Linked DNA regions of Homo sapiens: region 2 is linked to region 1. A link is a loop called in an ENCODE intact Hi-C map of the cell type or tissue named here. Cell type or tissue: chondrocyte. All regions are shown on one strand. Links, peaks and the distances in the headings refer to the core of each region. The heading gives the core; the rest is flanking DNA.

What was found. Hi-C counts contacts between places; a loop is a spot of excess contacts. Peaks named below come from ENCODE experiments on the same cell type or tissue, not always from the same donor. Only the 100,000 strongest peaks of a DNase experiment are listed, where the experiment ranks them.
Region 2: a loop joins it to region 1, with 7 times the contacts of the local background. A loop is called at or near these places in 9 of 110 quality-filtered maps.

Annotation. Positions count from the first base shown.
Region 1 is chr4:25,437,032-25,442,709 of GRCh38, reverse strand. It overlaps LOC105374536 (a long non-coding RNA gene), which reads right to left. Exons shown (of 4, transcript XR_925494.3): 2 at 964-1,180. Among named protein-coding and RNA genes, the nearest start is that of ANAPC4, 63 kb to the right of the region's middle. RefSeq lists a silencer at 920-1,029. In chondrocyte, for the core only: CTCF peaks have their summits at 1,000 (motif pointing left), 2,351 and 2,591 (motif pointing left); no DNase peak of the experiment used is centred there.
Region 2 is chr4:26,408,183-26,413,860 of GRCh38, reverse strand. All of the region lies in intron 3 of RBPJ (recombination signal binding protein for immunoglobulin kappa J region), which reads right to left. Among named protein-coding and RNA genes, the nearest start is that of CCKAR, 79 kb to the left of the region's middle. In chondrocyte, for the core only: CTCF peaks have their summits at 2,751 and 2,963 (motif pointing right); no DNase peak of the experiment used is centred there.

The sequences.
Region 1 (5,678 bases), core at 53-5,052:
GTGGCTCATGCCTGTAATCCCAGCTCTTTGGGAGGCTGAGGTGGGAGGCTGGCTTGAGCCCAGGAGTTCAAGACCAGCCTGGGCAACAAAGCAAGACTCCATTTGTACAAAAAATAAAATAAATATAATTAGCCTGGTGTGGTGGCACACACCAGCTACTCAGGAGGCTGAGATGGGAGAATCACTTGTGTCCAGGAGGTAGAGGCTGCAGTGAGCCACGATTGTGCCACTGCACTCCAGCCTGGGAGGCAGAGCAAGACCCTGTCTCAAACACAAAAATCCTCCAGCGGTGTCCCATCTCATTTAGGATAAAACCTGCTGGCCTTACCATTTCCTCTGAGGTTTATTGATCTGGCCCCTGCACCTCTGCGCACCTTAGGGCCTTTGCTATTGCTGTCCTCTGGCCCCCCCATCCCACCACCACCCCACCCCCCACAATCCCAGATATTCACCCAGCCTCTTCTCTCACCTCACTCAGATCTCTTCTCAAATGCCCTAACCTAGATAGCAACTTCTTCCCTCTTCCTTCCTTTCTCTCTAGCTCCTTAACCTGCCTCACCTTTCTTTGTAAGCTGTGCTGTTATGTGAAATTACCTTGCTCATGTATTTGTGTACTTGATTATTGTCTATCCTTCCCTCGCCATTAGAATGTAAGACCATAAGGGCAAGGCTTGGATGTTGATCAGCGCCCACAATGATGATGGCATATCGGAGGCACACAGTGTTTGTTGAATGAATAAATGACACCCTAACTTCCTAATATGGCACATCATCTCTCCATGATCTCTGCCCACCTCTCTAGCCAGACTTCTTGTTCCTCTCCAGAGAACACCCCAACCACACTCAACCTGACTTACAAGTCGGAGGAGGTGACCCAATCATTGACACCTCCAAGCTTTTGCACACACTGTGCTTTTGTCTGAAATGCCCTTTCCTACTTTGTCAGTCTAGGGAATGACTTACCCATATTTTCAGTTGGACTTGAGCGCCACCTCCTGATGAAGCCTGCCCAGGTTCCCACAGGCAGAGCTAAGCCCAACCCCTACACCTCTCATCTCATCTAGGTGCTTGTCCATCTGTGTCCTCTCCATCCACTCAAGGGCAAGGGCAAGGTCTTCATCTTGCATCTGCGGGAGCTGGCACAGAGCCTGGTTCATGGTACATGCCCCAGGAATATTGGCTGAATAAAAGAAACAATGAGCAGAAATCAGCCAAACCCCCTGAGTTTTATTTCTCTTAATATTACCCTTAAAGTGACAGAAATGATAATGCTAATTATCTTTAAAGCAATGCCTGAATATATGAAAGAAAAGTGAAATTTTATTTTTCTTTCTTTTTTATTTTTATTTTTTAAGGCAAAGTCTCACTGACTCTGTCACCCAGGCTGGAGTGCAGTGGCATGATCTTGGTTCACTGCAACCTCCGCCTCCTGGATTCAAGTGATTCTCCTGCCCCAACCTCTGAGTAGCTGGGATTACAGGCACCTGCCACCACGCCCAACTAATTTTTATATTTTTAATAGAATTGGGGTTTCATCATGTTGGCCGGGCTGATCTTGAACTCCTGACCCCAGGTGATCCTCCCAATATGCTGGGATTACAGGCGTGAGCCACTGTGCCCGGCCTGAAAAGTGAAATTTTCTAAACTTTCCAGGATGCTCTTGAGGCTCCTGACCCCCAAGTACTCCCTCATAGCTTGTGGGAGCCCAGGCAGAAGTCCAGGGAGTGGAGCAGGCACCAGGACCCCACCAGCTTCCTAGCAGAGCTCCACCTGAGTGTCAGGCAGAGGTGGGAGTGAACCCCACGGGAGGGGAGGTTTCAGGCTGACCCAGCTGACTCTAGGATTGAGCTTTTTCCTCTAGGAGAAACACGCAACATCCTCCGCCTTGCCCTCCTCCAGGAATTGAGAAAATGTGTGGGGACACTGCTTTCTTATCACCGCGGAGTTGTCTAAGTTGAATTTTCCCAGAGAAGTTAGCAGCATTAGTATCAGTAAAATGAATGTGCTGAATGTTCAACTTTTTCTTTTTTTCTGTCTGTTTTTGGTCTTATCAGAAACTCCAAAAATAAACATTCTTTCTCAGGCTTGACCCTCACATGGCCTTGGTGTTCCCCTTCTGAAGAAATCAAACGCAACAATGGAAGGGCTTTGCACAGCCCTGGCCACATGGCTCCCCTCCAAGGCAGGCCTGTCCTCTGATGGACGTAGGCGGCCAGCCAACTTGTGATTTAAAAGTTGGCACTTCATGTAATTGCACTAAAGAGAAAAGAGATCCTGGTGGGTAGACACAGGCTCTGGATTGTTAGAAAATTACGTTTCTCATTATAAATTGTGATTTTAAAGGCAATTGTTTCACTCCTAAAAGAGGGCAAAGAGATAACAAGACTAATGGACAGATGGGCAAAGACTAGGATGATGATGGTAGTGGTGGTTATGTTGAGGAAGAAGATAATTTTTTAAAATCAAGAGAAGTAGTGTCAAGCTTAGTGCTTTTTTCAGACCTACAGATGTGAAATCAAAGTGGCAGGCACCATGGGGATCTTTGCTAAAGATAATAGAGGCCCATCTGATGCCCAGCCTAAGGTATGGCTCCCTCTAGTGGTCAGAGGAATTTCTGCATTGGCTCCTTCACTTGTAACAGACGCTCAGGCTCCAGCTTTTGATGCAAGCCAGCCAGGAGTTGAGACTTGGTCACTGGGTTTCCAGGGTGTAATTTTTCCCACTTTCACCTCCTTCCCTATCTTCCATGGCCTCTGGCTCCCAGCCCTACAATTTTCCAAGATCTCCTTCTATAGGTCCCAAACTAACATAAATAATAATATTGATTTGTCCAGTAACCTAAGGTTTACAGTTTGCTTTTGCATCAATTATCTGAATCCTATCCTTGTAAGGTAGATGTACCCATTTTATAGGCAAGCAGATTAAGTCTCAAAAAGGTAAAGTGACTTGCTCAAAATCACAAAACTAGTTAAATTTAGCACTGGGAGTTAAACTGGTATAGTCTGAGCCCAAATCATGAGCTTTTCCATTTACATTGCAGCAGCCTTCAAAAGGGGGAAATTATATGGTTGATTTGAAATACAGAGAAGTAGAAAAATGCTATGAATTTCATCATTTTCATAAACATCACACGGGGAGAAAATGTACTTAAATGAGACTTGCCTCTAATCAAATATGTGACCTTGGCCCTGAGGGGCTGATTCATGTAGGTTCAATAGTACTATAATCTACAACTTGATTGCAAGGTTAAGGTCTACTAAAACTGTTGGTGGGAGTTAGAAACTCAAATGGCCTAGGAAAAGCAATAGCCTTTCTGTGAGCCAGGCTGGGACACACTCCCTAACATATTCCTTACTTGTTCCAGCATACCTGAGCAATAGAGAGCCTCCCTGCAGGCATCTTGTCATACAAAGGGATTTTTCAGCTATGGACATCCCAGAATAACATACAGTGACTCCAGAATCATTACTTGCAGGTACCAAAAGTTTTCAGTAAAATGGTGAATCCCAAAGTTCTCCCTGGTTTACCTTTGCCTATCTCTAGCCTTCATCCTCTTCCTACTTCCCCAGGCAAGACCCTTAAATAGGCTCTTCACAAAAAAGGATTTACAAATGGCCAAGAAACATATGAAAACATGCTCAACTTCATAAGTCATACACAAATGCAAGTAAAACCACAATGTCAACCCACTGCACACCAAAGAGAATGGCTAACATGAAACAGACAGGTAATACCAAGTCTTGGCAAATAGACGGTGCAACTGAAACACTCAGACATTGCTGGTGGGAGTGTAAATGGCGCAATCACTTTGAAAAAAACTGTTGTCATACACCTTATGACCCACTCCTAGGTATATACTCAACAGAAATACTTACACATATGAACCAAAATAAAGGTACAAGAATGTCATAGCAGTTTATTCCTAATAACCTAATAATGAAAACAACCCAATACCCATCAACAGAATAGATAAGTAAATTGTGGCATATTCAGACAATGGAATATGATAAGGGAATTAGAATAAACAGATTGTTGTTACACACAACACAGATGGATCTTACAAAAATAATGTTGAGAAAGAAAGTAAACACACAAACACAAAAATACATGTACAGTGCGGATAAGTCTACTTATAGGAAGTTCAAAGCCAGATGAAAGTAAGATATGGTCAGCATAGCAGTTATCTTTTGAGTGGGGGGCATAAAGTGGGCTTCCGGGATCCTGATAATATTCTGTTTCTTGACCTGAGGGTTGATCACCTGGGTGTTTTCACTTTATGATCATTTATCAAACTATATTGTGACAATTTGCTTCCTTTTCTTAATGTATGTAATCCTTTGATAAAAAGATTTTAAAACTCTATGATTTTAATAGAAATATAGGATGAGTATTTTTAAAATCATGGTGGATTGGAAATGTATGGACAATCTGGCATATTTTCAGGTTGGCTGAGTAGCCTGGCTGATGACTAGAGTCATTGGTAGCTGGAAACAGCTATGGTACTGCAAATAGGAGTTGAAATAGGAGTCAAAACACAGTGCAGATGGCAAATAGCAGGAACAGCATGTGGCTGGCTGTTGTTGGTCCAGACCATGCCTGCACCTGCAGATATCAATCACTGTTATGAGCCTCATCCAACATAAAGGAAGACTTTCACAGACCCAAAGAAGTCTCTGCCAAAGCAGGTGCCTGCTGCCCATATTTATTCATTTGGTGTCCATCTAGCAACCTATCCAATGCACTGTTTCTCAAACTGGGGCCTGAGGATGTTCCAAATGTTCATTGATGGAAGATTCTTGGGGGCCTATGAACTGTTTCCTGTAAAGGAGGCCATAAATAACTTAAGTTTGACAGTATGGAGATTCCTCAAGAACTAAAAATAGAACAACCCAGCAATGCCACCACTGAGTATCTACCTAAAGGAAAAGAAATCATTATACCAAAAGATACCTGCACTTGTATGTTTATGCACTATTCACAATAGCAAAATCATGGAACCAACCTACATGTCCATCAGTGATTGACTGGATAAAGAAAATGTGACATACACACACACACACACACACACACACACACACACACACACACAGAATACTACACAGCCATAAAAAATGAAATCATGGCTGGGCGTGGTGGCTCACGCCTGTAATCCCAGCACTTTGGGAGGCCAAGGCAGGCAGATCATGAGGTCAGGAGATCAAGACCATCCTGGCTAACACAGTGAAACCCCGTCTCTACTAAAAATACAAAAAATTAGCCGGGCGTGGTGGCGGGCGCCTGCAGTCCCAGCTACTCGGGAGGCTGAGGGAGGAGAATGGCGTGAACCCGGGAGGCAGAGTTTGCAGTGAGCCGAGATTGCGCCACTGCACTCCAGCTTGGGCGATAGAGCCAGACTCCTTCTCAAAAAAAAAAAAAAAAAAAAAAAATGAAATCATGTCCTTTGCAGCAACTTGGTTGGGGCTGAAGGCCGTTATTCTAAGTGAAATAACTCAGAAACAGAAAATCAAATACCACACGTTCTCACTTATAAGTGGGACCTAAACAATAGGTGTGCATGGACACAAGGGTGGAAATGATAGACACTGGGGAGGGAGTGAGGTTTGAACAGTTCAAGGGTGCGATGTCTGCTATTTGATTGATGGGTACACTAGGAGTCCAATCCCCACCATCACACAATA
Region 2 (5,678 bases), core at 635-5,634, 970 kb before region 1:
TTACACTTATTAACACTCTGTAGGCCAACAACGTGCAGACTAAAAGAAAAAAACTTTATGTGCATATGTGCACACACAAGCAGACACCAGCAGGCTGGATTTGGTGCTCAGGTCTTCCTGAAGGTGGTAGTATCTACTTCTTGTTTGCTTCCCCCTCAGCCTCTACAATATTATCTACTGAACTGACTGAAAATATATTAATGGAACCTACTTTTTGCTCAACCCTAACCAGACTACTTTAGAGGCAATTTACATATGACTTACAAGAAGTAAGCTGGGTTTATTTAATATTCATTAATTCTCCAAATTATTTATTATATCCTGAGTGTGTAACAGATACTGGGGATATAGCAGTAAAAATAAACAAAAAAATTAGACAAAATTCCTCTCCTCATGGAACTTACACTCTAATAGGAGAGAGATAATAAAAACAGATAAATGAGTGAAATAACATGCATATGTACTCCATTAGCTGGTGATAAGTATGGGGAGAAAAAAATAAAGCAGGCAAGGGGTACTTGAAATGGGGACGGCCCAAGGTGGTCAGGAAAAGTTTCCTTAAGAAGGTGACTTTGAGTCACGACCTAAAGCCATGTGGACACCTGGGGCAAGAGCATTTCCACAGAGGAAAGAGCCAGTGCAAAGGTTCTCAGATAGGAAGGACTGTGACCAACAGTGGGGAAACAACCAACAGACCAGAGCGGCTGGAGTACAGAGCAAGAGGGGGATTAACAGGCAGCGAAGCCAGAGGTAGCGGACAAGTAGACCAAGGAGGCCCTACGGATTTAACTGAGGGAGGAGGGAAGTCTCTGTAGTCCTCTCACATTTATCTAATCCAATAGAAAAGAGCAGTTTTCATGCCTGTATACTTACACTGAGGCCAAGGATATAAAGGTCACAGCCAAGTTAGTGGGCCCAGTTCCAGGTCACTCTAAATTTGGAGGGAAGCCTGGATTAGCTGGGCTAGTTTTGGAGTGGGTTCAGTTCAAGTCTACAAAGGGGAGCTTTCTGGCTTCTAATGCTGGGAGCTACCCAATGCTTACTATGGCACAGAGTCAAATACCTAGGTTGGCACACTCTCAGGAGGTTGAGAAGGCATCAATTTTGGAAACACATCTCCTGTTTTTTTTAATTGAACATTGATGTTAAGACTCCTTAGTAAATTGGTGTATCAGCTATAAAACTCAAAAGAGCTGTGTTTTAGTACAGGTTGTGTATTCCTTATCTAAAATGCTTGGGACCAACAGTGTTTTGAATTTTTTTTCCCCAGACCTTGGATTGTTTGCATTTATACTTAGTGGTTGAACATCCCAAATCTAAAATGCTCCAGGCTGGGTGCAGTGACTCATGCCTATAATCCCAGCACTTTGGGAGGCTGAGGCAGGCAGATCACTTGAGGCCAGGAGTTCAAGACCAGACCGGCCAACATAGCAAAACACTGTCTCTACTAAAAGTACAAAAATTAGCCAGGCATGGTGGCGCACGCCTGTAGTCCCAGTTACTCAGGAGGCTGAGGCATGAGAATCGCTTGAACCCAGTAGGTGGGGTTGCAGCGAGCCAAGATAGTGCCACTGTACTCCAGCCTGGATGACAGAGCAAGACTCTTACAGGGTCATGTTGGCACTCGGGGTTTTCAGATTTTGGAGCACTTCGAATTTTTGGATTGGGAATGCGCAACCTATATGCCAAATACAGTAGTCAAATCTCAATGAGTTATCATAAATGGTACTTTTTTTTTTTTTTTTTGAGACGGAGTCTTGCTCTGTCACCCAGGCTGGAGTGCAGTGGCGCGACCTCCACTCACTGAAAGCTCCACCTCCCAGGTTCATGCCATTTTCCTGCCTCAGCCTCCCGAGTAGCTGGGACTACAGGCACCCGCCACCACGCCTGGCTAATTTTTTTTTTTTTTGTATTTTTAGTAGAGATGGGGTTTCACCATGTTAGCCAGGATGGTCTCGATCTCCTGACCTCGTGATCCGCCCGCCTCGGCCTCCCAAAGTGCTGGGATTACAGGCGTGAGCCACCGCGCCTGGCCCATAAATGGTACTTCTTAATTTCACATCTGAAAAATATAAAGAGAGCTAAACTGATAAAAGAATGAGTAGTGCTGGTTTTCTCAAAAGTACTGTGACAAAATGCATGAAATGGTAAAAATCAGGTTGATAAAAAATTCTCTATTCAAAACACTGACCAAGGTTCTATCTTGAAAGTGCTTTCCAATCATGTAATAAATATAAGAAAAATGAAGACTTTTCAATAGTCTGAGTCTTTAAAAAAAAAAAAGTCAACTCTAAATTATTTCAAAAAGCCATGATGGAAGTAGCAAATCCAATATAATCTAAACATTCAAATTATTTCTATATTGCTGATAAAATCATACCTTAAACATCCCAATATCATCATCCCCTAAAATACGGCAAACAAATCAAGTTGTTGCCCATACTTCGTAAAAATCTAGTGATTGAATAAAAGTCAGCATATATACAAAAAAAAAAGGCAAGAATACACGCAAAAGAAACTAAAGGGAGTGGGGTAAAAATAAAAGGCCACCAAATTAACAGAAGAAAACTTAAATACATCTTTATTTATTTATTTATTTATTTAATTTTAAAGACAGAGTCAGACTTTCACTATGTTGCCCAGGCTGGTCTTGAACTCCTGGTCTCAAGGGATCCTCCTGTCTTGGCCTCTCAAAGTGTTGGGATTACAGGCATGAGCCACTGCACCTGGCCTAAAATATATCTTATGTGGTGTATTTTAGGCCAGGTGTGTGAAACTGACTATTTTTTAAAATTTGGGCAGTTGGTCAATATGTATCAAACACTCAGTGAAAAGTCTGAAAAGTGGTTAGCTTACAGAATTTAACTGCTGCTATAAAAAGATATCCTATAAAACACGTTGCCTTTATTTTCTCATCTTCCCTAGCAGCTCTATCAACTATAACAAACAATACTTTCTCTGCCACTTGGTGGCGATATGCACACATTTAAAATTTTACTCCTTTCACAGTTGTCTTTATTTTCAGAGACTGTTTCAACCACTGATTTCCTCAAATCTTGAGATGATGTCTGAAAACTGCCTTACAGATTCAAAGAAGGCTTTTTATCCATTCCAATATATAAAATAAATTAGGTTAAACAGAATCCAAACTCATGATATTTGCATTATCTTGCTACCTTTGCAGAATCATCACTAACCTTTGATGATTATTCAGTTCACAAGGACCATATTTAGGAACTTTTTGCATGCCACAATTGGCCAATTAACACAAATCTCAATATGACTTCAGAATCAGTCTAAATGACTTTACTGTTCATTGTTTTAACAGCATCATTACTGCTACTGCTTAATTACTTCCTTCAAGAAAGCTCTAGATAAAATAATCTTTTAAAAAGTTTATTCTTTAACCTAAGATCTTACTTAATGAGAAATTAATCACTAATATAAATGGGGTACTAGATGTGCCATGCAAATAAATACTAGTTATTAGGCACCATATTTAACATCAAGAACAATTTTAAATTTGGAGATAAAATTTCCTAACCAAGTATTTTTAAGCATCACTCACTGGAGTTATTTTGTATGCCAAAAAGACACAGCCAAGAGGACTGTGATCATGCCCCCAGGTAACCTCACGCCTTACGCCTTTGCAACTCTTCAAAAAGGCCTGAACCAGGATCGGCAAGAAAGAAGACAGATCCTCTTCCCACTGTGCACTCCACCACCAAGTAAGAGCCCAGAACACTTCTCTGAATCCAGGGCAGTTTGACAGACATCCAGAGGGCTAGATTAGCATTAGCAGTCCTTTACTACTAACACCTGTTTTTTAAAAAAATCAAGTAAATTTAATGGGTTTCCCCTTTATCATAAAGTAATGCAGGTCTACTTTGAAATTTTTAACAATACAAATCAGTAAAAATATAGGAAAGTAGTTACTCTGGCCTTTTCATCATTTTTGTTCATTTTTTAGAGGACTTCAAAGCTTAGATTGTTAAAGCTTTCTTTTGACTGGGGTTTTAGACCAGCTAGGCCATGCCCAAATAATACACAGAAATTGAAAATAGGCTGGGTGCGGTGGCTCACGCCCGTAATCCCAGCACTTTGGGAGGCAGAGGCGGGCAGATCACAAGGTCAAGAGTTCGAGACCAGCCTGGCCAACATGGTGAAACCCCGTCTCTACTAAAAATACAAAAATTAGCTGTGCGTGGTGGTGGGTGCCTGTAATCCCAGCTACTTGGGAGGCTGAGGCAGGAGAATCATTTGAACCCAGGAGGCAGAGGTTGCAGTAAGCCAAGATTGCACCACTGCACTCCAGCCTGGGCAACAAGGCGAGACTCTGTCTCAAAAAGAAAAAAGAAAAATAAAAGCTACTACAATAAAAGATATGGTTAAATTTTCCATTTTAACTTGACAAACCACTACAGCTCTCTATATATGTTGGATCTTTTTCTTTTTTAGACGGAGTCTCACTCTGCCGCCCAGGCTGGAGTGCAGTGGCACCTCGGACCTCAGGTGATCCGCCCACCTTGACCTCTCAAAGTGCTGGGATTACAGGCATGAGCCACCATGCCGGGCCGTATTTTTTAACAGTAACTAACAAACAGGAACCTTATCTGGACTTTAACACAATTTTCTAAATAGGTCTTCCCCTTTTGTTATCTCCAACGGGCCTCAGTTATACATCCCGGTATTAAATGACACAGTGACTTTTAAAACTCCTAGTAAAGGTCCTTTTGCATAAAACCTAGCACACAATAGCCAATCAGAAATAAAGAATAAGTGAATTCAATTGTACTAAAATGCATCTTCAAAAATCCAGAGAAAAGAAAAGCAGCTTGCCTAAATTTGAAGCTATATGATAAACACACATCTATTCATAATTCAATTGGGCTAGCCCAATCTCACCTAGGTAATGGAAAAGGGTTAGTCCTAGGCAAAGTTAAGTTTACAAAGTTTAAGTATTTAAAGGATCTTTTCCTCCTCAATCCCTGCTCTAGATAACCAACACTCAAACGCAAATGGAATGGTATGGCAATTAGGGTAGTAAAAAGGGTAAATATTTAAAATTAGGCCCTCAAGAGTTCCAACCCTAGCTCCACAGATTCCTAACTAATGTCAACCTGGACACATTTAAAGTCTCTGATTTTCAGATTCGTTGCCCACAGAATTTGGATCATAACATGACTACTTTACAAAATTGTTACGAGGATTACAACTTTAAAATATTTATAAAGCACTTTGGGAATCATGTCTGGCTCATGATTGGAGCCAATATGAAACTGTTTCTACCTCGGATTCACTATGAGGTGCACAGCTGGCCTTTTAGATTCTTCCTCCATAATGATGGGTGTTAACTTTTTCTGTTTTGCTTAAAAAGCAGAAAACTTGCTATAAACACACACTAAATTTTATTTATGAAAAAAAAAATACTGAATTTCTAATATCAACTTCGTGGGAAAAAAAAAAAGGACCACTAATTTGAGTTGGTACGCTATGTCCCAAACTACAGATACCAACTTCTTCCCATCTTTAACCCTAAATCAGTGTTTAAGTTGTATTAGTAAAGTACGATAAAATAATCAGAAATTTAGTAAGCCTGAATAACAGTACCTGGCAGTATGAATCTTAAATATTGTTTTCACTTGTTCATCTTTGAGGATTAAAACTACCAATTAAAT